4 separate regions of the Homo sapiens genome follow, and regions 1, 3 and 4 are each linked to region 2. Evidence: chromatin contacts called from ENCODE Hi-C or POLR2A ChIA-PET data. All regions are on one chromosome and are shown on one strand. The core of a region is the stretch at or near the end of the contact, and the rest is flanking DNA. Distances in the headings are between cores, read along the strand shown.

What was found. A loop is a pair of places that touch in the nucleus more often than their neighbours do. ChIA-PET counts read pairs that join two places held with the same protein, here RNA polymerase II (POLR2A). Pooled maps may share reads with other maps.
Region 1: a loop to region 2 is called in a pooled map, with 35 times the contacts of the local background. The contact joins the promoter of NDST2 here to the promoter of COMTD1 in region 2. A Hi-C loop is called at or near these places in 1 of 37 single-sample maps with no recorded cell type and 9 of 50 pooled maps. POLR2A ChIA-PET finds 5 or more read pairs at or near these places in 1 of 52 experiments (AG04450).
Region 3: a loop to region 2 is called in a map of naive thymus-derived CD4-positive, alpha-beta T cell, with 6 times the contacts of the local background. The contact joins the promoter of VCL here to the promoter of COMTD1 in region 2. A Hi-C loop is called at or near these places in 2 of 168 maps with a recorded cell type or tissue (both naive thymus-derived CD4-positive, alpha-beta T cell), 2 of 37 single-sample maps with no recorded cell type and 14 of 50 pooled maps. POLR2A ChIA-PET finds 5 or more read pairs at or near these places in 1 of 52 experiments (activated CD4-positive, alpha-beta T cell).
Region 4: a pooled map shows a loop between it and region 2 (5-fold over the local background). The contact joins the enhancer-like site here to the promoter of COMTD1 in region 2. A Hi-C loop is called at or near these places in 2 of 37 single-sample maps with no recorded cell type and 4 of 50 pooled maps. POLR2A ChIA-PET finds 5 or more read pairs at or near these places in 1 of 52 experiments (naive thymus-derived CD4-positive, alpha-beta T cell).

Annotation. Positions count from the first base shown.
Region 1 is chr10:73,809,838-73,812,994 of GRCh38, reverse strand. NDST2 (N-deacetylase and N-sulfotransferase 2) reads left to right here and starts at 1,397. Exons shown (of 15, transcript NM_003635.4): 1 at 1,397-1,521; 2 at 2,092-2,196. CAMK2G (calcium/calmodulin dependent protein kinase II gamma) reads left to right here. Exons shown (of 23, transcript NM_001367534.1): 23 at 1-494. NDST2-ZSWIM8-AS1 (NDST2-ZSWIM8-AS1 readthrough) reads left to right here and starts at 1,175. Exons shown (of 18, transcript NR_182658.1): 1 at 1,175-1,521; 2 at 2,092-2,196. RefSeq lists silencers at 883-1,592, 1,893-1,962.
Region 2 is chr10:75,234,454-75,237,635 of GRCh38, reverse strand. It overlaps COMTD1 (catechol-O-methyltransferase domain containing 1), which reads left to right and starts at 1,679. Exons shown (of 7, transcript NM_144589.4): 1 at 1,679-1,801; 2 at 1,893-2,020; 3 at 2,264-2,369; 4 at 2,458-2,576; 5 at 2,644-2,698; 6 at 2,893-3,026. The coding sequence starts at 1,708. RefSeq lists silencers at 1,431-1,725, 1,761-1,900, 2,061-2,140, 2,271-2,560, 2,721-2,950.
Region 3 is chr10:73,996,661-73,999,747 of GRCh38, reverse strand. It overlaps VCL (vinculin), which reads right to left and starts at 1,632. Exons shown (of 22, transcript NM_014000.3): 1 at 1,373-1,632. The coding sequence starts at 1,540. RefSeq lists enhancers at 680-1,331, 1,404-1,603 and silencers at 1,284-1,333, 1,664-2,023.
Region 4 is chr10:73,939,085-73,942,102 of GRCh38, reverse strand. No RefSeq gene overlaps it. Among named protein-coding and RNA genes, the nearest start is that of C10orf55, 18 kb to the right of the region's middle. RefSeq lists an enhancer at 1,239-1,398. Within about 2 kb of position 1,328, at least 22 of the 41 ENCODE cell types and tissues checked have a DNase peak (open chromatin) inside an H3K27ac peak, as active enhancers do.

The DNA.
Region 1 (3,157 bases), core at 148-2,647, 1.4 Mb after region 2:
GAAGAGGCAAAGCTACAGGTTTACTTGGGAGCCAGCTGAGAAGAGAGCAGACTCACAGGTGCTGGTGCTTGGATTTAGCCAGGCTCCTCCGAGCACCTCATGCATGTCCCAGCCCCTGGGCCCTAGCCCTTTCCTGCCCTGCAGTCTGCAGTGCCAGCACGCAAATCCCTTCACCACAGGGTTTCGTTTTGCTGGCTTGAAGACAAATGGTCTTAGAATTCATTGAGACCCATAGCTTCATATGGCTGCTCCAGCCCCACTTCTTAGCATTCTTACTCCTCTTCTGGGGCTAATGTCAGCATCTATAGACAATAGACTATTAAAAAATCACCTTTTAAACAAGAAACGGAAGGCATTTGATGCAGAATTTTTGCATGACAACATAGAAATAATTTAAAAATAGTGTTTGTTCTGAATGTTGGTAGACCCTTCATAGCTTTGTTACAATGAAACCTTGAACTGAAAATATTTAATAAAATAACCTTTAAACAGTCCATTGTGTTACTGCTGTTGGAGGTTTACGGCCAGAGGCGTAGATTTTAGCAGCCTGGCTTACCAGGTTGGAGAGAGTACCTCCTCCTACTCCCTTTGGGTACTTTTGAGAATAAAACTTCCTCATGCCTGTAATCCCAGTACTTTGGGAGGCCGACGCGGGCGAATCACGAGGTCAGGAGTTCGAGACCAGCCTGGCTAATATGGTGAAACCCCGTCTCTACTAAAAAATACAAAAAATTTAGCTGGGCATAGTGGCGGGCGCCTGTAATCCCAGCTGCTCGGAAGGCTGAGGCAGGAGAATCGCTTGAACCTGGGAGGGGGAGGTTGCAGTGAGCCGAGGTCGCGCCACTGCACTCCAGCCCAGGCGACAGAGTGAGACTCCGTCTCAAAAAAAAAAAAAAAAAAAAAAAAAAAAAAAAAAAACTTCTCATAAACAGCCTCCAAACAGCGCTCGGTGCTGCGCAGGCGACGCGGGGCGGGGAGGGAGGGTGAGTGCCCTGGGAGCCGGCTGAGGGCCTCGCCCCGCCCCTGGTCCCGCCTCCGGTTAGGCCGCTCCGCCTCTTACTCCTCCCCTCCCCCGAGTGGGCCGGCCCGGCTCCCCCTCCGCGGGGCTGAGTGGATGAGCCCAGGCCTGAGCCCGCCCCTGCTCCGAAGTCGTGGTCCCCGACGCTCGGCCGGCAGTGCCATCGCGCGGAGAGGAGGGGGTGCGCTTCCGCGGGCGGGGCGCGGAGCCCGCCGTCTCGGAGGCCGCGGCTCGGCCCGGCACTGCGGAGGGCCGCTTGATTTCCCGGAACCCAGGTCGCGCGGCTGCTAGGGCCGGAGCCGGTGGATCCGAGCGGGTGCCACCAGCGGCGGCGCGCCGCCTCCCCCGGTGGGAGCGGTGGTTGGGCCAGGCTGCGGCAGAGCGTTCGCTCGGAGATGGCGGAGCAGCCGCGACGCGGCCCGTGGCCCCGAAAGCAGGGAAGCCGGGCAGCCCCGGGACGCGGCGGAGCCCGGGGACAGCGGGGACGCCGCCCAGTCCTCCGGGTGAGCCGCCCCTGAGGAGACCCCCCCGCCCACGGTCGCGCTCAGGCCCCCCCAACAGACTCCCTTGGATGTTGCCACCATCACCACCCGCAGGGTCGTCCCGGGCGGCCCAGCGTGCGCCGCGCCCCGGGTCCTTTCCGCCGGCCTCCCTCAGAACCGCCTCGCTCCCCTCCGGACCGGGCGGGCTCCCTTCTTCCCGCAGGGCTCTCCCAGCCCAGAGGCTGTCTCGATGTCACCCCGGAGTCGCCGCCGCGCGCCTGTGGCCCCTTCCCCTTTGGTGTCCCACATCCGGTGCGCTCTTCGCATCCACCTGTGCCCCCGTCTCCTCTCGGCGGGGCCCCTCCACCCGCCAGCCCCGGGCCCCCTCGGCGCCCGCAGCCTCCGCGCCGCTGCTCCGGCCGTCCCGGCCTCCCCAAGCCCGGGCCCGGCCCCGGCCCCCGTCTGGCTTCGCCGTCCTCAGAGATCTCCCGCACACACCCACCCCGCCCAGCCCTGCTGGCCCTCAGTGTTCACTGGCCCGGCCTGCGGCGCTCCCGGCGCCCCTTCCCTAAACCTTGCTGCTTCTTCCAGGTATGAAGCTAAAATGCAGCGGCTAAGAACGCGGCTCTGGAGCTTGACAGGCCTGACGTCGAATCCCAGCCCTCCCACCAACTGAGCTGTGTGATCCTGGGCAAGGTTCTAAGCTTCTCTGAGTTACTCATATGTGAAATGGGGATAATGGAGCATGTACCTTTTCCCTACCTCTTAGGGCTGGTGTGAAGATTAAATATATGTGAAGCTCTTAGAAGAATGGCTGGCAAGTTGTAATTTCTCAAATACGGGATGATACACCCTGAGTATCAACTTCCCGTCAGTGACCTCCTCACTACAATGTTTTCTCTAAAGTTGCATCACATTCTTAGCATTCACCCCTTCCCGTCACCATTTTGATCCTCTCCCCCAGCTGTCTTCTCGTGTCGTTTTACCTAGGCCAAAGCTGAACTGTTTTATTTTTATTTTTATTTTTATTTTTTTTTGAGCTGGAGTCTAGCTCTGTCACCCAGGCTGGAGTACAGTGGCACAATCTCAGCTCACTGCAATTTCCGCCTCCCACGTTCAAGTGATTCTCCTGCCTCAGCCTCCTGAGTAGCTGGGACTACAGGCGCCCACCACCATGCCCATCTAATTTTTGTATTTTTAGTAGAGACGGGGCTTCACCATGTTGGCCAGGCTGGTCTCGAACTCCTGACCTCAAGTGATCACCCGCTTCGGCCTTTCACAGTGCTGGAATTACAGGCGTGAGGCACCACGCCTGTCCTGAACTGTTTTTAAATCATCTCTGTCAATTCTGAAGGACCTCAGCTCTGCCTTATCACCCCTGAGATGTGTGTTTGGGGGTGGGTGGTAGAGAGGGATTGCCAGCCTTACAAGGAGGCTGAGTGGGGATAGTGACAATAAAGCTTACAGAAGCAGTCGATTTAAGAAAAAGAACAGACTCAGGAGGCTGAGGCCGGAGGATTGTCTGTCTGACCCCAGGAGTTCAAGACCAGCCTGGGCAACGTAACAAGACCCCCATCTCTAAAAAAAATTAAAAATTAGTAGGGTGTGGTGGTGCAAAGCTGTAGTCCCAGCTACATGGGAGGCTGAGGTGGGAGGA
Region 2 (3,182 bases), core at 430-2,929:
TCCTTTTAAAGGTAACATGACAGCTCACTAAGTGCCAGGATTTTCTCATTTGGTCCCCTGTGTAAGTCCTCAGCCTGGATTTTCTCATTTGGTCCCCTAGGAGGTTGGGACTATTCATAACGCCATTTCACAGAGGCAGAAGTCGTGAAGCTTAGGCCACCCGCCAGCTGTGTGTGACCTGCATCTCTGAAACCAGCTTCACTAAGAATACCAACCAGAGGCCAGGCACGGGGGCTCACACCTGTAATCCCAGCACTTTGGGAGGCTGAGGCAGGAGGATCACTTAAAGCCAGGAGTTCGAGACCAGCCTGGACAACATAGTAAGACCCCTTCTCTTTAAAAAAAAAATTTTTTTTTTTAAATTAGCTGGGCACAGTGGTGACCGCCTGTGGTCCCAGCTACTTGGGAGGCTGAGGCAAGAGGATTGCTGAGCCTGGGAGCTCGATGCTGCAATAAGCAGTAATCTTGCCACTGCACTTCAGCCTTGCCAGAGACCTTGCCAAAAAAAAAAAAAAGAACACCAACGCCAGGCACAATGGCTCAGGCCTGTAATCCCAGCACTTTGGAAGGACGAGGCAAACAGATCACTTGAGGCCAGGAGTCTGACACCAGCCTGGCCAAAATAGCAAAACCCGTCTCTACAAAAAATACAAAAATTAGTTGGGTGTAGGGGTGCGTGCCTGTAGTCCCAGCTACTCCAGAGTCTGAGGCAGGAGAATCGCTTGAATCAGGAGGTGGAGGTTGCAGTGAGACCAGATTGTGCCACTGCACTCCAGCCTGGGTGACAGAGCGAGACTCAGTCTCAAAAAAAAAAAAAAAAAGGACAGCGTCAGCGTCTTTCACCTCCTCCGGAGTTTGGCGCATGGTAGGGGTTCAATCAGTGTTCTCTGGACAGTGTTTCAACAGAACAACCTTGCAAGGGAGCTTCACCGGCTTTCTCCCCAAGATGTCTTCATTCCAACCTACCAACATAACAGCAGCTGCCACTTATGTATTGTGCTACTGTGTGCGAAGCTGTGGGATCTGGTGCCTTTTATGGTAAGATTGTAGGCCTCATTTTACAGGAAGGAAACTGAGGCTCAGAGAGACTGGCAGGACCAAGATTAGACACTCGTATCCATCTGGCCCCCAAAAGCAGGATTTTAACAGCTAAGAATATGGTCTCAGTTCCACAGGCCCACCCCAGGGCTCCTGAACCCCAATTCGAGGCTGCATGCCCTCAAACCAGTTCCCTCACTCCTTCAGCCTGATGCTTTGGGGCATCTTGTCCAGGAGGCCTTCCCCCTTTAATCTCTATCTCTTGTACTTGTGACTATCTTGTAACTTACACTGGCGCCCTCCATACACAATTCACATATGCCCCCAAGGGGCCTCAGAATAAATGGTGGCGAGGAGAAAAAAGCATTGGCAGGAGGGGAATGGAGGCAGGCACCTGGACTGCGGGCACAGGCGGGAAAATTCAGATCTAGGCGCTTGGCCTGCTCCCCGCAGGGGCGCAGTTCCCGGCGCGGCCACCAGATCGCGCCCGGCTCTCTCGGGCGGGGCTTGCAGTAAGGCTGTGTGGCCGCCAGATGATGCCCGAGACCGCGGCTCCGCGGGTAGTGCCCCGACAAGGTGGAGCCCGGCGGGCCCGCGAGTCCGAGACCTGTCCCAGGAGCTCCAGCTCACGTGACCTGTCACTGCCTCCCGCCGCCTCCTGCCCGCGCCATGACCCAGCCGGTGCCCCGGCTCTCCGTGCCCGCCGCGCTGGCCCTGGGCTCAGCCGCACTGGGCGCCGCCTTCGCCACTGGCCTCTTCCTGGGTGAGCAGGACCTGGTCCCGGCGGGCGGGTGGGCGGGCGCAGAGTAGGGCGCGGCGTGGCTCAGGTTAATCCAACACCCTCTCCCCGTCAGGGAGGCGGTGCCCCCCATGGCGAGGCCGGCGAGAGCAGTGCCTGCTTCCCCCCGAGGACAGCCGCCTGTGGCAGTATCTTCTGAGCCGCTCCATGCGGGAGCACCCGGCGCTGCGAAGCCTGAGGCTGGTCAGCAGGGCGCGGGACGGAAACGGGCGTCCCTCTCGACCCCTGCGGGTCCCACGTGGCTGTGTGACCTTGGGCTGGGCCCTGGCCCTCCCTGGGCTTCCGGCTTCCCTGGGCCGGGTGCGGTGGGCGTTCCGAAGGGCCAGTCCCCCAGGCCACGCCCAGAACCGCGCCCCTGGGGCTTGGGACCCCCAGGGCGAAGGTGGGTGACCTGCATGGCTGGTGCCACCCTCTCCTTTCACGCAGCTGACCCTGGAGCAGCCGCAGGGGGATTCTATGATGACCTGCGAGCAGGCCCAGCTCTTGGCCAACCTGGCGCGGCTCATCCAGGCCAAGAAGGCGCTGGACCTGGGTAGGGGCACGCGGCCGGGATCCCGGAGGGCCGAGGTTTCCGGGCCGACCCCCACTCTGGGCTGAGCCCGTCTGTGTCCTGGTCCCAGGCACCTTCACGGGCTACTCCGCCCTGGCCCTGGCCCTGGCGCTGCCCGCGGACGGGCGCGTGGTGACCTGCGAGGTGGACGCGCAGCCCCCGGAGCTGGGACGGCCCCTGTGGAGGCAGGTGAGCGCCCGCGCCTAGCTCTGCAGCCCCAGGCGGGGGCGCAACGGCTGACCCGCTCCCTCCGCAGGCCGAGGCGGAGCACAAGATCGACCTCCGGCTGAAGCCCGCCTTGGAGACCCTGGGTGAGCACCGAAGCGGGAAGGGCTTTGAAGCCATTCATTGCAAACGAGGCTGCTGTGTGGCCGAGCTGTGACTGGGCCTGCCGGGCAGGTTAAGGGCAGGGCCGGTTGTCACAGAGCCCGGGCCGGCCTGGGAGGGGCCTCAGGGCCGCCGGGGCCGCGGACTCAGCCGCACCTGCCCTCCCTCCCCCCGCAAGACGAGCTGCTGGCGGCGGGCGAGGCCGGCACCTTCGACGTGGCCGTGGTGGATGCGGACAAGGAGAACTGCTCCGCCTACTACGAGCGCTGCCTGCAGCTGCTGCGACCCGGAGGCATCCTCGCCGTCCTCAGAGTAAGGGATCCACTGCGGGGGAGGAGAAAGCACCCTGTCGGGCCGGGTCCCCATCTTTTCCCTTGACTCCTCTTATACCCCAAAGCCCCACCCAGTCCAGTCACGTAGGCTACACCCCCTCCGGGGCTCCGGCCCCGGTACCCAGGCTTTCCTCCG
Region 3 (3,087 bases), core at 383-2,882, 1.2 Mb after region 2:
TGGTGTCACCCTGTCTTCCTAGCTACCAGTCTCCTAAATTGCTTGAGACAGTCCAGGGACCCCTGAAGACTGAGGAAGACTTTCAGCTGCTAAAGAGCCTCTAAGTGCACTAAAGTGCTCAAATCAGAAAAGTAACCCAAGCCCCACCCAGACAGACCCACAGTTGCCGCCCAACTGCCCTGACACACACTATTTACACAGCTCAGTGGGGGAGCAGTATGAACTTTTTCCAAAATTGTTCCTCACAAGCAGGACCAGTCTGAGTCACCCACCCAGGGTGGGAAAGAAAAGTGTGACATTAGCCAGGGGAGTCTTGGGAGACTGGTCTCAGCACCTCTTTTTTCCCATTTCAGACGTGGGCTCCACCTCCTCCAGGAATCACCTCGGTTATGAGTCACAGCTGTGGGTTACAGGGGTCTGCAGAGCCACCAGGAAAGTTGTGGATGGGGAGCGGATGCCCCAGCCTTCTCTCCGGCAGGGGCGGCAGATCCCAGATTCCACAGGCCTCTCCCAACAGCTCCATCTTGCTTCCTGCCAGGAGGAGGGGCCAAGGAGGGCCCCCGAGTCTAGAAAGGCCCCAGTGGGAGGAGGCCGTTTGACAGCAGGTAACGCCAGGTGAAAATGTCCACAGGAGGGAATGAAAGGAAGGGCAGCAGGGCTGAGCGGAAGGAAAAACCGGGCTTGTGGTCACGAATGACTGCATAAAGGTGTGAGAGTGCCAGAGGAGTGAGCATAAGTAAAATGCCCAGGAGGGAGGAGGAGGCGACAGAGAGTGAGGCAAGTGAATAAAAGGGCGGAATACAGGGAGCTCTGGGGAGCGGGGGTGGGCGAGGCGGGTCTCAGGGTGAGGGGCAGAAGTATTAGAAAGGAGGACAACGTGGCTCAAATAAGGATCCCTAGAAGAGAAGGCAAGGGATCCGTGGGAAGGCCCGCTCTCCCTCCCCCGCACAGCCAGATCGAGGAGGCCTAAAAGGCGCTGAGAGCGAGGAAGTCAACGTGGGGGCGAAGCCTGCGCGGGGCAGGGACCCTCGGACATCCCAGCAACTCTCATTTATTGGGTGTCTGCTGTGGGCCACACGCCGCGCGAGGCACTCCACGAATAATACCTCGCCATATCTTCACGACAAGCCCGCAAGGCAGCCTTTTTCATGACTGCTCCCATTTTATAGATGAGGACACTGAGGCCCGGAGAGGCTCAGGACTCGCTCAAGGTCACAGGGCGGAGAAGAGGCCATTCGAACCCTCGGCGCCTGGCTCCGGAACCCACGCGGAAAGCCACGGCCAGCGAGCCGGCCACAGGCAGCCGCGACGCGGGCCGGGGCCCCGGGGATACCTCCCGCGCCCGCTCCCGCGCCAGGCCCTGCGCGCTCACCCGGACGAGGTTGCTGACGGCCGCCTGCACGGCGGCCACGGGCGCGGTGAGGTCAGGAATGGCTTTGCCGTCCACCTCGCCCTCCTCGTGCATTATCACCAGGTGGGAGATCTGCTGTGCCACCGGCTCCAGGATGCTCTCGATCGTGCGCGTATGAAACACTGGCATCGCGGCGGCGAGCGGGGCGGCGAACCGCGGGCGACAGAGAAGTAGGATCCACGGGGCCGGGAACCGGCGAAGAGACAGACTGTGCAGCGACTACGGAGTCGGGGCTTCCCTCGGCGTAACCAGCCTCACGGGCTCCCCGCCCCCTCTCGTCGCCGCGCCCAATGGCAGCGCAGCTCAGACCTGGGCCGCCACTCCTACTGGTCCCTTTTCGAGATGCTCCGCCCCAGCCACCGCGCCGCCAAACCCCGCCCCTCCCCCATTCCTAAGGGAGGGGCCTGGGATTGGGGCTGAGCCGCCGGGATTGCTACCGGATTCCCGAGCCCTAACGCCGGGCGCTCCTTATAAGGGCATGGTGGGAGCGGAGCGGGCCGCTGGAGCCGGCTGGTCCCGCCCCCGGGCCGCCTCCCGCCTCGGATCTGGGGGGCTCCGCCCCTCTGCAGAATCACCTCAGCGGGGCGGGGTCTCCTCACCTCAAGCGGCGCTAGAGTTTGATGAGACCAAGGGGTCTCCCACGTCCCCTCCTCAACTTTTCCCTTCACACGAAACCCTCAAAATACTCCTTCCATTCCCTCCCAGCAATGCATGGGAAGGTTTTTAGTAAAAGATTCAAACAGCAGAGGTGCACTGAGAAACAGCAGCGTCCCATTCACGTAAACGCAGACTCCGCCCCCTGCCCTCCTCAAAGACATTCTGTTTAACAGCTGGGTGTGTAGCCTTCTAGACTTGTCTATAGATTCACTTCTACATATATATTTTCTAACTAAATGAGATTAATAAACATTTTCCTGGAACTAGGTATGATTGCCCTTGATTAAAATGCCCTTATCTTTCACTGCTGGTAGAGGTCTACCTCATTCTTCTTAATGACTGCATGATATTCCATTGCATGAAATAAAACTATTTACAGAACCAATTTCCTACTCATGGACTTGGGTTGGGTCCTGGTTTTCACTATTAAAAAACAATTCTGCATGAATTGTACTTACCCCTGTGCTGTGCATCTGTGTATTTATCTAGCGCAAATGCCTACCAGGAAAGAGAAAAACGCAAAAGTATATGCATTTTATATTTTGATAGGTAAGACCAAATTATCCAGTTCCCTCACGCTTTGTATAAGACATCTTCCAGGCCGGGCGCGATGGCTCACGCCTGTAATCCCAGCACTTTGGGAGGCTGAGGCGGGCGGATCACGAGGTCAGGAGATCTAGGCCATCCTGTCTAACACGGTGAAACCCCGTATCTACTAAAAATACAAAAAAAATAGCCAGGCGTGGTGGCGGGCGCCTGTAGTCCCAGTTACTCATGAGGCTGAGGCAGGACAATGGCGTGAACCCGGGAGGCGGAGCTTGCAGTGAGCGGAGATCGCGCCACTACACTCCATCCTGGGCGACAGAGCAAGACTCTGTCTCAAAAAAAAAAAAAAAAAAAAAAAGACATCTTCCAAACGTCTTACTTACTTCAAATTCGCTTTTGCCCAAGCTTTCCCATTCTGAGGTAAACACTTTCAGTAATGCCTCCAAGCAAAAGATTCTCACATCAAATGAAAA
Region 4 (3,018 bases), core at 79-2,578, 1.3 Mb after region 2:
GGTCATGTACAAAACAAGAGAAAGATGACAGAATCTGGGAAGGCTGCTACCACTAGCGACCTAAGGACTCAAAACTTCACACACAAATATGAAGAACCATATATAAAGAAGTGGCTATGGCTGGGAGTGGTGGCTCACACCTATAATCCCAGCACTTTGGGAGGCTGAGGTGGGTAAATCACTTGAGCCCAGGAGTTCAGGACCAGCCTGGGCAACATGGTGAAACTCCACCTCTGCTAAAAGTAGCAAATATTAGCCAGGCGTGGTGGCACACACCTGTAATCCCAGCTACTCGGGAGGCTGAGGTGGGAGGATCACCTGTGCCCAGGAGGCGGAGGTTGAAGTGAGCCGAGATGGTACCACGGCACTCCAGACTGGGTGACAGAGGAAGACCCTGTCTCAAAAAAGAATTTAAAAAAAAGTGGTCATATATAAAAAGCTGCTTTTTCCAGTTTAAAGTTTCCATTTGCAATACATTGGATGAGAATGGGTGAAGGGGCGCCAGCAAGCTGTGGTGGCATAAACTGCTTGACTCACAGTGACTAAAACCTCTGTCTATTTGAAGTGAGCCTTTGCCAGACCCAAAAGGCTCTATTTTCCAAATCACCTGATACCACCTTTGGTCAAGGCACTAGCCATGGCAGCTGCACTAAGCCACAGGCTCCCATAAGCTATTTTTATCTCAAATACTCACTAGGACCCACTGGGTAACCAGTATGCTCAGGGAAAGGTTTGGGGCCCTGAATCCTACCTTCCACCCCAGAGGGATAAAGACCATGAGGACGGTGAGGAAGCATTTTTATTAAATGGTTGATTGAGGCTCCTGTATGCCCTCAGAACAAGGCTTTTCAGTAAAAGCAGGTCAGAGAATTTGACTTCGGCCAGGAGGTCTTAGCAAGAAATCCTGCTCCCTCTTTCTGAATCAGAGTTCATGACCCCAACCAGCTGCACGGAGGAGGATGGCTGCCCTGCTCAGAGAGGCCAGGCCCTTTATGGTCACCACGTGGAGCCGGGAAGGAGAAGAGAAGAAATAGGGTCATGAATTCCCACCCAGCAATCGGACATTTCCCTCCCTGGGCTCAGCAGTCTTGCCCTCAGACCTGGACTTGCCCCCTTCCTCAGCAGCACTTTCAGAACAATCCCTTAGCCCACAGCGTGGCAATAAACAACCGTGCGGTAAACAGAGCTTGTCTTCTTTGAGTCCCCTTGAGCCCAACGTCTTCGTGCTGCCCACCAGGCCACCCCCACGCAGTGTCTCCTACTCCAGCCAGAGCTCGGGGCACCGCCCCATCCCGGGTCGCCTTTCACCGCCAGCCCAGCAGGGGCCGCCAGAGCGATGCAGATGAAGCCAGAACCGCGCCCGGGCCGCGGAAGGAAGACTCCCACGGGCCGCCCTCGGTTCTTGACGCTCAGTCCAAGTGCCCAGTGGGGACAGGCGCTCTCAGGCTCCGGTTTGGAGCTCTCCTTACCCTTCTCAGAGGTGAAGACTGAGCCAGACTCCTTCCGTTTTATTTTTATTTTGTATTTTTTGTAGAGACAAAGTCTCACTTTGTTGCCCAGGCTGGTCTCAAACTCCTGGGCTCAAGCAATCTTCCCGCGTCGGCCTCCCAAAGTGCTGGGATTACAGGCGTGAGCCACCGCACCTGGCCCCGTTTTATTATTTTAAAAAATGTTGGCCGGGCGCAGTGGCTCACGCCTGTAATCCCAGCACTTTGGGAGGCCGAGGCGGGCGGATCACGAGGTCAGAAGATCGAGACCATCCTGGCTAACATGGTGAAACCTCGTATCTACTAAAAAATACAAAGAAAATTAGCCGGGCGTGGTGGCGAGCACCTGTAGTTCCAGCTACTCGGGAGGCTGAGGCAGGAGAATGGCGTGAACCCAGAAGGCGGAGCTTGCAGTGAGCCCAGATCTAGCCACTGCACTCCAGCCTGGGCGACAGAGCAAGACTCTGTCTCAAAAAAAAAAAAAATGTTTATTACTTCCCTTTCAAAGCTCTAGATATAGATAGATACAGATTTTTAATGCCAAAACAAAGTTACTGAAAGTGTGGTATATCTCAAATGTGTATACTTAGCAAGTCAAAGCTGTGACCCCCACACCCAAATAAATAAATAAATGAGTAAAAGAAAGCCAGGCATGGTGGCTCACGCCTATAATCTCAGCACTTGGGGAGGCTGAGGCAGGAGGATCACTTGAGTTCGGGGGTTCGAGACCAACCTGGGCAACAAAATGAGACACCATCTCCACAAAAAATACAAAAATTAGCTGGGCATGGTGGCGCATGCCTGTAGTCTCAGCTACTTGGGAGGCTGAGGTGGGAGGATCACTTCAGCCCAGTAGGTCCAGGCTGCAGTGAGTGGTGATGACCCACTGCACTCCAGCCTGGGTGACAAAGCCAGGCCCTATCTCAAAAAAAGAAAAAATGCCCAAAGCTGTATTTTGTATTTTTTGTAGAGAGAAAGTCTCACTTTGTTGCCTAGGCTGGTCTCGAACTCCTGGGCTTAAGCGATCTTCCTGCGTCCGCCTCCCAAATTGCTGGGATTACAGGCGTGAGCCACCGCGCCTGGCCCCGTTTTATTATTTTATTATTTTTTTTATTTATTATTATTTTTAAAAATGTTGGCCGGGTGTGGTGGCACACACACACACACACACACACACACACACACGCAGAGAGAGAGAGAGAGTTGACGAAAAGAGTCAAACTGTGTAAAATATTTGAAGAGATTTATTCTGAGCCAAATATGGGTGACCATAGCTTGTGATACAGCCCTCAGGAGACCCTGAGAACATGTGCCCAAGGTGGTAGGGGCACAGCTTGGTTTTATACATTTTAGGGAGGCATGAGACATCAGTCAACACATTTAAGATGTACATTGGTTAGATCCAGAAAGGGGGGACAACTCAAAATGGGGAATGGGGTACAGAGCCTTCAAGATTATAGGTAGATTAAAAAATTTTCTAGGCCGGGTGCAGTGGCTCATGCCTGTAATCCCAGCACTTCGGTAGGCTGAG